Linked DNA regions of Homo sapiens: region 1 is linked to region 2. Evidence: chromatin loops called from intact Hi-C (ENCODE). Cell type or tissue: endothelial cell of umbilical vein. All regions are shown on one strand. Links, peaks and the distances in the headings refer to the core of each region. The heading gives the core; the rest is flanking DNA. Region 1 overlaps ZNF618 (zinc finger protein 618). Region 2 overlaps ZNF618 (zinc finger protein 618).

What was found. A loop is a pair of places that touch in the nucleus more often than their neighbours do. Peaks named below come from ENCODE experiments on the same cell type or tissue, not always from the same donor. Only the 100,000 strongest peaks of a DNase experiment are listed, where the experiment ranks them.
Region 1: it touches region 2 in a loop (10-fold over the local background); 4 of 110 quality-filtered maps call a loop at or near these places.

What each region holds. Positions count from the first base shown.
Region 1 is chr9:114,001,271-114,007,439 of GRCh38, reverse strand. It overlaps ZNF618 (zinc finger protein 618), which reads right to left. Exons shown (of 15, transcript NM_001318042.2): 5 at 5,367-5,444; 6 at 4,778-4,816; 7 at 1-90. Among named protein-coding and RNA genes, the nearest start is that of AMBP, 74 kb to the left of the region's middle. RefSeq lists an enhancer at 826-1,325. In endothelial cell of umbilical vein, for the core only: no CTCF peak of the experiment used is centred there; a DNase peak (open chromatin) is centred at 2,879; H3K27ac peaks cover 2,062 bases.
Region 2 is chr9:113,950,509-113,956,677 of GRCh38, reverse strand. All of the region lies in intron 1 of ZNF618 (zinc finger protein 618), which reads right to left. Among named protein-coding and RNA genes, the nearest start is that of ZNF618, 77 kb to the right of the region's middle. In endothelial cell of umbilical vein, for the core only: no CTCF peak of the experiment used is centred there; DNase peaks (open chromatin) are centred at 1,147 and 2,977; H3K27ac peaks cover 4,295 bases.

The DNA.
Region 1 (6,169 bases), core at 443-5,442, 51 kb before region 2:
CATCCACTGCGTGCAGGTCTCGGTGCTCTTGGAAACAGCTGTAGTATTTGTACTTCTTCCCGCAGATATCACATGTGTACCTGAAATTGTCTGCATGGGATGAAAACACACACCTGGTTACCAGGGCTTCAGTCTTGTGGGGTGGGGTTTTTCTGGCCAGATCATCTCAGAAACCAAAGATGAAACTAGCCCAGTCTGGCTAGCGGAGGGAGGAAGCAGTCTCTCATTTTACACATGAGGAAACTGAGGATCAGAAGGGATTTGCCCCAAGGGCACAGCCGGGAGGGCCGGTGATGAGCAGCCTTGGGGACAGCACCCAGGGCTCCTTGCCTCTTGATGCTCATGCCCTACATCACCCCTTCCCTGTGAGTCTGGACTAGACCTGGTAACTGACTTCTAATGAACAGAATGCAGTAAAAGTGACAGAATATCACTTCTGAGGGTAGCTTACAAAAGACTGGGACTTCTGTCTCAAGCATACCTTCTCTGTCCAGGTCACACCTGCTGGCTGCTGGGTTGTGAGCTGCCCCATGAGAGACACAGGTGACCAGGAGCTGAGGGTGGCCTCTGGTGAACAGCCAGTGAGGCCTTCAGTCTAAGAGTGTGGGAAGGACAGAACCCTAGCAGGGTTGTTAAACCTGCTAGCAACCACATGAGTGAGTTTAAAAGCAGTTCTTTCCCCAGTTGAGCCTTGAGATGAGACCACAGCCCTGGCCAAGTCCATGCCTGCAGCCAGGGAAAGACCCAGCGCCAAAGGACCCAGCAAAGCCATATCCAAATTCTTGACCCTAGAAACTGAGGGATAATCAATGCTTGTTGCTTCCAGTCATTAAGTTTTAGGGACATCTGTTACACAGCAATAGGTAACTAACATGAGGTTGGAGTTTGGATGATCCCCTGGGTCTACCCAACATCTGAGGCTGAGGCTGGACACAGGACATTACCCCCTCCACAATGGCACACTCTAACGTTTGCACTGGCACGAACCTCATGTGTGTGTTCCTTGGGCTGATGTAGGGAGGGCCTATCAATCCCATCACCCCAGGCACAGGGAGGCTTGGTGATATGCTCAAGGCTGCCCGGTGTGGGGAGGGGAAGGGAGAGCTAGGATTCAAACATTCACTAACTCCAAGCTAAGGCTGAGTCAGGGCATGTGGCCCTTCTCTGTCTGAATAAGCTGCAAATCAGTACTGGGTTGGGGTACCTCTCTCCTGGTCCCCCTCCTGTCCCTCAGAACCCAAATACAGGATCTGATGCAATCCTCTACCACAAGGTTACGCTGCCAGGTAATTCCGTGGGAAGGTTTCTGGCCCCACCTTCTGAACTTAGGGACACAAATGGCATTAGCCACCTCTCCCTCCCACCACCAGCTTCACCTCTTCGTATTCTCTGAAAATGCCTTAGCAGGTGCCAGAGCCCCAGACACAAACTGGTCCCTGAGCAAGGAGCCACAGGTTCCTTGGAGACATTCTGAGGATGCTGGATACCAGAATCATCCAAGAAAGAGGTGGCAAGGTGTGGGGCAGGAGAGGCTGGTCCTGCTTCCTTGTTTTCCCCCATAATTTGGGGAGCTGGGAAAGGGATGTAGATGAGCTGATTCCTGGGGCCTCTCCCAGGATGGTGGTTCTAGGATTCTGTGCCTGGCCCAGGCTTTAATCCTTTCATGTAGCCAGCAATCAACTTAGACAACTTCCCCATCAGGTCCCGTCCAGACCATGGTCCCCAGTGTCTCTTTTGCAACCCTGCCTTCTGTGCAGGACACCTGCCCAGGAACAGAGACAGAGAAGTCAAGGCCACCTGGGGTCTGGTTCCAGACTGGGCTCTGCCTTGACATTCCTCTCCTAAGCTGACCACTGCTACCCGCCATCTGCCGCCACCTGCCCACTTGCTTGTCTCTACCCAGCCTCCCTGGCCAGCTGGGCCTGACCCCTCACTTCAGGGCCACATCTGTTACCTCCAATAAAACGTGAGCCCCCAGGTTTCTGCTGCTGAGAATACCCCCACCCTGCTCTGACACCGTGACATCTCTTTGACATGGATGGGGAGCCCGCTCCCAGGTCTTCGTCAGTCAGGAAATGATTAGGCCAAGAGGGTTATCCCCAAAAAGGAGAGCAGAATCATTTTTTTGTCAGTGAAAGCACGTTTTCAGAACCGCTGCATTTTCAGACACGAGAGCTCGGTGTCTCTTAGATGCCACTGTGAATCCGTTCAGGGAGGCAGGCTCTGGATTCATGCTGCCTAATCAAACCCAACTCTACCAGGTATAAGTGCGGCAGACCTCAGACATGCTGCCTAACCTCTGCACCTCGGTTTCCTCATCTGTAAAATGGGAATGAGAGGTTCTTCATTTCCTATAGTTATAATAAAGAATAAAGGAACACAAGGGACATCCAATAAATACTTGCCAAATGTAACCTAATACTGTCACAAATATCAATGTGACAGTAGCATGAGGGGCTAATCTTTTATTCCTTAGTGGACAGATGGATGAGTGAATATGTCTGTCTGCTTCTATGTATGACTGTACTATTTTCCTAATAAATAAATGAAAAGTCCTAGAACTGTTAATAGAATGTGTGAGACCTCATTTCATTTCTAGGCCCGCCTCCACTACTCACAACCTGTATGACTCCCTGTCCTCATCTGCAAAATGGGTGGGCTGGACTCAGTCTTCTCAGTTGGGCCCTTTTGGCTCCATGACTCCATGGCCAGGCTTCTGTAAGTGGAGGCCAGGCGTTCTAAGCAGGTGCTGCCAGTCTGGGTCAGGGCAGGGCTGCAGGACTGAGAATAAAATAGCGCGCAATGGCCGCAGGGAGGAAACTCCACAGGGAGGAAGGGAAAAGTGACGGAAGGACTAAAAATACCCCCGCTACAGAGCCGTCAGCAACCAGCAAGCCCGCGGACAACGGAAGCCAGACGGAACACAACAGATCATTGAGGGGCTGCTGGAGAGGCCAGGGGCCCAGAATAGCTGAGGAAGGAAAGATAAATAGGGAAGTTCTTTAAATGTGTGGCTGACCGCAGCCAGTCCATGGGAGCCGGAAAAGAATGGAACTATTGAAGGAGATGGGAGCCAAGGACCAGGCTGAGGCTGGGGCTGGGGCAGGAAAGGCGGGGCTGGAGGGGGAGGGCCCAGCTCCCACCTCCTCCCAGCTGGGGTCCTGTGGCAGGTGTCTAGCTGACCTGGGCCTCAGATTTCTCTCTGGAACATGCCGGCCTCTCCTTTGGCATAAGAATCCAAACGGAGTGGATGAGAAAGTGTCTTAGAAGAAATGCTACTGGGACCCAGGCCAGTTACAATCCTTTTTCAGCCATCGCCATCTCTTCAAACTGCTCTGGTTTGGGGTTTTGTTGGGCAGGGGGTGGTAATGTTTATTTATTATGTTAAGAATCTTTTTTTGTGATGGTGTGGTGTAACAAACCCATAGAACGGGGATTGGCAAGCAACAGTCTGTGGGCCAAATCCTGCCCACCATCTGTTTTGGTAAGGAATTCATTTACATATTATCTCTGTTCCTGGCATGTTCCCACTACAAGGGCAGGGCTGAATACTTGCGACGGAGACGTCTGGGCTATAAAGTCTAAAATACTTACCATCTGGCCCTCTGCAGAAAAATGTTGCTAACCCCTGGTGTAGAACAGTGTACAAATCCTAAGTGCACAGCTTGTTCAACTTCCACAAACTGAAACCACCCAGGTAACCAGCACCCAGCTCAAGAAACAGAACCCTGAAGCCCCTTCCCCAGGGGAACCGCTCTTCTGACTTCTACCGGCAATAATTAGTTTTAGCTGCTTTTGCCCTTTCTCTATGCAGAATCTTAGAGGCTGAACTCTGTTTACGCCTGGCCTCTTTTGCTCACCATTGTTTGTGAGTCATCCATGTTGCTGTGTGTAGCTATAAATTGTTCGTTCTCACTACTTTACAGTAGTCTTTTGTGTCACTAGACTTACTTCTCCATTCAATGAGCTCTGGGCATTTGGGGGCTTCTAGTTTGTTAGGAATGGTGTGCTAAGGACATTCTAGTTTGCATCTTGCAGCAGATATACACCCGTTTCTGTTGGCGACATACCTACACGTGGAACTGTGACTTCTGAAGCTTCAGATTATTGGGTGGGGAGATTCCATCCTAGTCTACACCAGCTTGGCTGCTCACTTACCAGGCGCTTGGGGCCTAGAACTGGAGGGATGGCAAGCAGGGCCTGTGAGCAGCAGTGCTGTCGCAGATGTCAAGGCCCTGTGCCGCCCCAGGTGCTGGGATATGGCACCTCAGGGCAAATCACCAATAAGCAATTAGTGCCCCTGGCTGTGGGGGCTCAGGAGAAAACTCTCCAAAGCAGCATTTCCCAAAAGTCAACTACGGAGCCCCAGAGTCATGAGTCAGAGTCAAAAGAACACAAGGACCCGCATATCCAGGGCACCCATGGGAGATGCACAGCTGTGTCTGTCAATGAAGGGCTGGAAATGTCCACAAGAAACCTGCTCCCCTTAGTGAAACTCAAGGTCTCCCAAAGTTACTTGGCCAGAGAAGTCGTCATGGACAGAACACCCACTAACCTTCCCAGAATGAGCCTGCCATGGAGCACGCTTTGGGAAGGGCTGCTCTGAGGTACCGCATTGCGGTTTTGTAAGGATGGTCTGGCCCCCAAGCTTGGACCCCAGCACTGTGTCTCTCAGAGGCCACCTGGAGCAGTTCTGGGGGAGGGGACAAGCAGCTCCTCTTCATCCCACCCCAAGCCCTCGCCCCTCAGCAGCCCACGAGGAGGAAAAAGTACTCACTGCTTTGGGAGGCTCCCTCCCCTGAGGTGGCTTCGGTGTCTGCAAAGAGAGAGAGAGAGGGATGGGGGTGGGGCTACCGGGCCAATGACAGGGCCAGTGCCAAGTGCAAAAGAGAACATGGAAGCCACAGGGGAAGAGCTCACAGTCCCGCACCGGGCCCCTGATGCCAGCCTCTCCTCCCTGTCTGCCAGGCTCCGGGAGGAACAGACGCCATCCCTCCTGTCTGCAACTCCCAAGCTTGTCATGAGGAACACACACACTGACCTCAGCAAGTGCCCTGTGGGGGCCACTGACACTGAGCAGTGATGAGATGTCCTGGGAGGCGTGAGGCCAGTGGGGAGCAGGGGGTGCCCTTGGGCGCAGGTCTGGTGTGTCCTGCAGAGTCCCCCTCCCACACCTGAGCTGTCCCGCATCAGGAGGCCTCCCTTCTCCTGCCTGGCACCCTGTCCTACTGATGAAAGTAGGAGGAGAATGGGAAAGGCTGGAGCTGTCAGGGCCTCTGGGGTCACCCACGAGGGGCCCAAGTGGGAAACAGGCAGACAGTGGGAGGTGCGGCCCCTGGGCTCTGCCCCAGGGACACTCCTCTCACCTCGGTGCGCCCGCACGTGGGTCTGGAAGCAGTTGTAATACTTGTACTTCTTGCCACAGATTCCGCATTCGTAAGACCCTGGAAAACAGAAGAGGAAAGGACTGGTCACCCAACCTCTGTGACCACAAGGTCCCAGGACCCACAGGCGATGCCTACAAGTGTGGCTAACTCTCTGTCCCAGGGGCAGAGATGGTCCCTGGCAAGGAGGCAGCACCGAGCTAGAAGTCACGAGGCCTGGGTCTAGATCCAGGTTTGCCCTCCACTCTGTGGGTGACCTTGGGCAAGGCACCCCCCCATCTCTGGGCCTCAGTTTCCAAATCTGTAAGATGGAGAAGGTAACTTCTTCAGCTAATTCTCAGCCCTACACCTTGAGGGGAAAAAGGAAATGAATGTTAAAAGTGCTCTGAAAGGAATAAATTGCATCCACATAAGGAAATCATTACTTCAACGCATTACAATAATTTCTAGCAACCCCTTTTCCTTGCCGGAATGGGACAGAGATTAAGACAGACAGACTGAATCAGACACACCTGGGTCCCTGTCCCTGTTCTGTCACTTACCAGCAGCATGACCTTGGTAATTTCCTTAGATGCATGAAGCCTCAGTCTGCTGATCTGCAGAATGGGACCACATGCACCTACCTCGTAGGGGTGGCCATATACTCCCTGTAGGAAGTGCCCAGCCCTACTCTAGACAGGCTCAGCAAGGAGAGGACCGCCCCCCACACCTGCTGAGGAGTTGTCTTGTTCCCTCAGACACACAGAGACCGACATGGTGTAAATGCCTGGCCCCCCCAGCCCCTT
Region 2 (6,169 bases), core at 710-5,709:
GAAGGTGCCTGAGCACACCTAAGAACATCGCCACTCTGCAGCCTTGCTCCCCACCAAACTGTAGTTTCCGTGAGGGTGGCCTGCTGTTTTCAGCTTCTCTGTGGCTCCATAGTACCTAGGCCTAAGGATGTGTTACGTCAAGATGAGGCTTCATAAAAGTCAGTCAACTGGTTTAAAACATAAAGGAATTGTAGTTCCAATAGTCAGAGAGCCAGAGTGGTGAATGGGGTCCAAGGAATCATTTCATCTAGTTTAAGAATGGCCTGTTCTAACCATTTAGTAGTGGCTGCCTGGGACCATGTGTTGAGAAAGATTCTGAGGTCACAGCAGAGCTCGGTTAGAAAGAGTGCTGTGATTGATTACTAATGTCTGCAGTGAGTATGGTAAAGTTGGGGATGGAAGCATGCTTGCCCCCTCTAATCTAGTCCAATGCTCTTCTTTTTTTTTTTTTTTTTTTTTTTTTTTTTTGAGACAGAGTTTAACTCTCGTTGCCCAGGCTGGTGTGCAGTGGCACAATTTTGGCTCACTGCAACCTCTGCCTCCCGGGTTCAAGCAATTCTCCTGCCTCAGCCTCCCGAGTAGCTGGGATTACAGGCGTGAGCCACCACTCCCAGCTATTTTTTTGTATTTAGTAGAGATGGGGTTTCACCATGTTGGTCAGGTTGGTCTCGAACTACTGACCTCAGGTGATCCACCCGCTTCGGCCTCCCAAAGTGCTGGGATGCTCCTCTTTTACAGACAGAGAAACTGAGGCCTCCTGACCCCCAAAGCACCCTTCTTCCGGTCACATTTTCATTTGCAAACCTATTCCCACATAGAAGAAAGAAGCTGAGGGCTTTTAAAATATGTAGTAAAAAGAGACATCAAAGAAGAAAGAAGACCAGAGACAGAAGAAATATACATAGAAAAAAATATGTGTAAAGTGCAGGGCTTACTTTTGCTGTGAAAGAGAAATAATTACAGAAGGGCAAAGTAGATGTTCTAAGTAAGACTTTTTTTTTTAAAGAGAGAAAAGTCTGGAACACATGCTCAAACTCAAAGTAGAAATCTTACAAATTCCTATTGCAAAATAACTCCTGGTCAGCCAACCACAATCTCTATAAATATATCACAAGATCAACAGCCCAGGAAAATAGGGGGAGGGGGAGAACAACTGCATGAATTTTTTTCAAAATCAAAATAGTATACGCAAAATAGTTCCTCTCACAGCTGGAAAGGAAGGAATCACTCATATTCCTACAAAATGAGAGGCCCATGAAGAAATGAAAGATTGTAATTCTGCACATCCCAATGGGTGCCTGCTGAGAAATCTAGACAACCAGACTATTTTGAAATTATTCTACAATTCTGTTTTCTTTGCAGTGTGGGGGTGGGGTGTGGAAATCTGGTACCTTGAATTCATTAGGGCAGTCATGAGCTTACAGTGACTTCCACGGGGTGAGTCAGGGTGGCAACAGCCAGTCAAACTCTCTAAGGGGTCTGATTTGGGAATAGCCTTCAGGGTCCAGGATAGACAAAAAAAAAAAAAAAAGAGAAGTCACTCTAGGCCCTTTAAATGGAGGCAATTTAATATAAGGATTTGAGAACACAGGTGATGAGTGAATAGAGAAGGCAAACAGGAGACAGATAGAAAACCAGGCATATCAGCATATGGGAGAGCTGCTGCTACCACCCATAGCCCTGGAGAGATAAAAGGGATGAAATGGTGTTATCAGAAACTGGGGCTGTCCAGCAAGAAGTAAAATTATGGAAAAGGCTGCCCACTGGGAGTGGACCATAGAGGGAAGGGCTGGAGCTAAACAGAAAACACCACCAGAGGGAGAGAATGGGTGAGAAGAAGTACCCCAGGCTTCTCCCTCCCTTTTCACATTCCAGTCTTCCTGATGAGCATCCTACTGGTTAAACTTTTGAAGGCCAGAGAGCAAGAGCACCTAGGAAATGCAATCCCTTGCAATACAGAGCACAGCAGGGAAAAGGAAGGCATGGAACTGAGGTCAAACCAACAGATCAGTTCAGATAGGAAACTCCAGAAGTGCAGGATCCACCTGAAGACACTGCCCTGCAGAGCTAACCAAAGAGTCCACCTGAGTCCAGTCCCCCATTTGGACTCCAGCCTCCTCATCAGCAAGAACTGCCTTGTCTTGAACTGCACCATGCTCTGCACTATCCAGTGGAATCACAGCTTGGAGTTTAAAGAACTCTGGAAGTCTGGGAAATGGATGCCTGGCCACACAGCCCAGTCCCCCAACATGTAGGTTGCTTGGGTATCCTTCTAGCATATTGTAACTCCAGTGTTGCTGAGAGAAGTACGGAAAACTCATCATGTGAAAGGGTAATGCTCTCCTCAACCCCCTGCCCAGAAGACCCAAGCACCCAGTGGACACTCTAGAAGCATCCCTTGACCAGACCTATAGGGATGACGATCAGAGGCTCTGGGGACCACAGTATGACACCAGCTGGGCTAGGGGAAACCCACTCCTAGAGCCCTAGAACTTTCCACATTCAAGGACACTCCAGAGGCACGCAGGACATCTTTGCTCTTTGCTGAACAGTATCATAAAAGGCAAATGCATTCCTACCCCACATAGACTCAACCCCCAGAACCTCTTTGTCCTAGTTGTTGCTAAAGGCTTCATTTAACTACATTCTGCAAAGAAAGGAAGGGCCCTTCCCCTTCCTTTTGGGTTCCATTCCCACCTCCTCCAGGCCACAGGGGCAATCTCCCTCCCCTGTTTTCTTAAAGCACTTATTGCCTGGACTATTCAAAAGATATTGATCAACTGGCTGCTATACTCAGTCATCTTTTTATTACCTGTCTTCACAGCTGGACATCCATCTTTCCCAGGCAGGGGCTGTGCCTCTGGATTCCCCAGTGCCCACCAGACAGCCCAGCACAGAGAGTGTGTCTACATAGCATCCTTAAAGGGGAAGATGACTCAGGTTCCCGGAAGCCTGAGTCTGGAGTGAGGCAGGAATAACATATTCTATCAATCCCCCACATACATTTGTTTAGTGATTTTTTATATCCATTACTTCATTTAATTCTTCACAAGGTAGGAGTCATGATTTCCGTTACAGAGAGGAAGAAGCAGAGGTTAACTGGCTGAAGTGACAAGAACAGAATCAAACTCTCTATATATAACTTTACATAAAGTTTACACTAACAAATACCACATGCACGTATACAATATCCCTAAAAGCACTTGGCCTGGATGGCTCAAAATTGAATGATACTTTCCTCTTTCCTGCTTCGCTTTCCATTATTACCACTTTTGAGGAAAAATTCATTATACTTTCAAATACTCATGCTGTACATCTATAGAGGCAGGTATTAGGATGAGGTGATTTCCTAGGGTTCCATGCTACTCCTGATTGAAGAAGACTGTGACTCTACAAAGACCTGCTTTTAACCATCTCTCCCGAGGATAGGCCTGGGTACACACCCCTTCAATGGGAAGTTCAACACTTAGGGCATCCAAGCTCCACCTGGGAGCCGAACAGGGTGACCTCGAAGTACGTTCACGTACTGAGATTTTCTCTTTCTAAGAGGCTCTTGGGGAAAGTCATCTTTAAGCCGATTGCCTTTTTAATACAGTAGACCCTGGGAGCAGAGTTTTTATATTGCATGTAGTTGCAACCACAATAGATATATGACTGCTAGTATGTATTAAGATACTATTATGTGCCAGCAACTCTAAAAGGCTCATTAAATGTGTCTGATCTCATCCAACATCCTCATTAACTAGAGATTATTCATCTACTTTCCAACAGGGGAAACTGATGTCCTGAGATGTGCCTTGCTGTTTTAGGGAATGGAATTCAATTGAGAATGTTTGTAGGTGAGCAGTCCAACTGCATGGCAAGTCTGGAATGTGAATGTGGGTCAGGCATCCTTAGTAAACCATTTTGTCCTCACCACTTAGTGTGTGGTAGAACATACTACTGTCACTTTCCTGAGACTTCTCAGAGTTCCTAAAACTACCATGATTTTATAGATTAAAAAAATAAGTTTCAGAGAGGTGAAGACATTTATCCAAAATCATACAGCTAGTTAGCAGCAGGGCCTGGACTTGAACCCAAGCTTATCTGGCCCCAAGGCCCATCACTCAACCATCATGCCATCCCTAACTCCCCCAAAAGGGAATGCAATGAGAGGACTATGAGGAGTCAGACTGCACCCCCAAACAAGGAAATACATTCAGAGTCACAGTCAGAGTTAGTCCTGAGGCGGTATGCTTCCCATGAGAGGCTGTCATCAGGGGGTGGACAGACACCCAGTGGGGAAAAAAATCAATCATTTTGAGCAAAAGGACAGATCAGCTACTCAGTGTGCAGGGAAGGGGTGGTAAAAGGTGGTATTCCTTGCCAGGATATTCCAATTCTGGATCCTTCTGGAAGATCCCAGCCCTTCCTAAATGCTTCTTCAAACCAGCCTTAATTATCCAGCTTTTCTCCTCCATATTTAAGGGCCACCATCTTTTAGTGAAATGCTGCGGACCAAATATTTCATTTCCTTTATTCCCCTCTTCCTGGCTTCACAAGTGTAGTAAAAAGTTAATGAATCTATAAATTGCTCACTGGCTTAAAAAAAGAAAAAACAGTTAATGGAAATTTTAATGAAACGCCCCGTCCACATAACTGATGGCAAACCCAGGGCCGGAATACCTGGCACCAAATGGCCCATATGGAGTGCCACGAAAGCCTCAAGGCAGTCACTGAAAGAAAGCGGGGCTCCAAGCTCATCAATGTCTGAATGATGACCAAGTCTCCACCCCAGGCTTTGCGGTGGCAACTTGAGTCCCATCTGCCCAAAGGGAAACGGTGTCAGCACATTCAATCATCAAACTGGGAAACCCAGTTTCTAAGAAAAGGAAAATGGCACAGAACCACACTTGTTCTCCTTAGCCATGAGGTCAAGGTTTGGGACACGACTCCAAGATGGGAAAAGTCATGATAACTGAAAAGCCACTATGTACTCAAGAGGCCCCTCAACATACAACTGCCTGAGTTCTCATCCTCTGGAAATACTAGAGTTAATGGGAGAGGAGTATATATACATATATATATATACATATATATACACACACACACACACACACATATACACACACACATATACACACACATATGTGTACATATGTACACACATATGTGTACATATACACACATATATGTGTACACATACACACATATATGTGTACACATACACACATATATGTATATATACACATATATGTATATATATACACACACACATATATGTGTGTATATATACGTATATATATAGGAAAAAGTGCTCCAAGCCATCCTGGTAAAAGGTCCCTATTCACAAATATTGTTTGGATGCCTATTCTATGTCAAACACTGAACTAGAACCTTTGCCTATTTCTGATATGTCCCCTAAAACACAGCAAGGTAAATATAAATACCCTCCCTTTAATCTGATGAGGAAAGGGAAGCACAGAGAGGTTAAGCGACCACCCCAAAGCCACACAGCTAGTCCAGCCCCATCACAGCAAGTTGTTATTCATGAAAAACCACCTAGGTTTCTTCAAAAGCCCTCCAACTGGCCTTCTAGCCTCCAATCAAGCCCCCTCCCATTCAACAATTTCCACTTGCAGCTCGTTTGGTCTTTGTAAGACACAAGTCTGATCCTGTCCCCCCCTCCCTTCCTCCTTTCCCCTCCCACTCCTCCTCCTCAGAGACATAGTCCCTGCTCTTCTCCAGCCTCAGCTCCCACCGAGGCCACCCTCACAGTAGACAGTCCGGCCACACCAGGGTTCCTGGACCTGCTTCCACACTCACTGCCTGGCCAACTCTCCTCCCCATCTTTTAACTCTCATCCTAGACATCCCTTCCACCAGGGAACCTCTCGAATGTCCCCACACTGCCCTACTCCACTTCCCATCTCACCCTGCCACCTGAGGCCGGGTTGGAGCCCCTCTGATGTCTACTCTTCCCAGCGGTCCCACCATTCAATGATTTGAATGCCTCTTTCCCCAGGCCGAGGGCAGCCTGGAGGCAGAGACCAAGGCTTATTCACAGAGTGCAGGCCTTGCTCAAAAAACAGACTCGGAAAATGCTGAGTATAGGCAGGTGGCGCAAGACGTCTCCCTGTGGCAGCCTCGTCACATAAGCCTGGCTGGGCTCAAACCCCAAGACCAGGTCC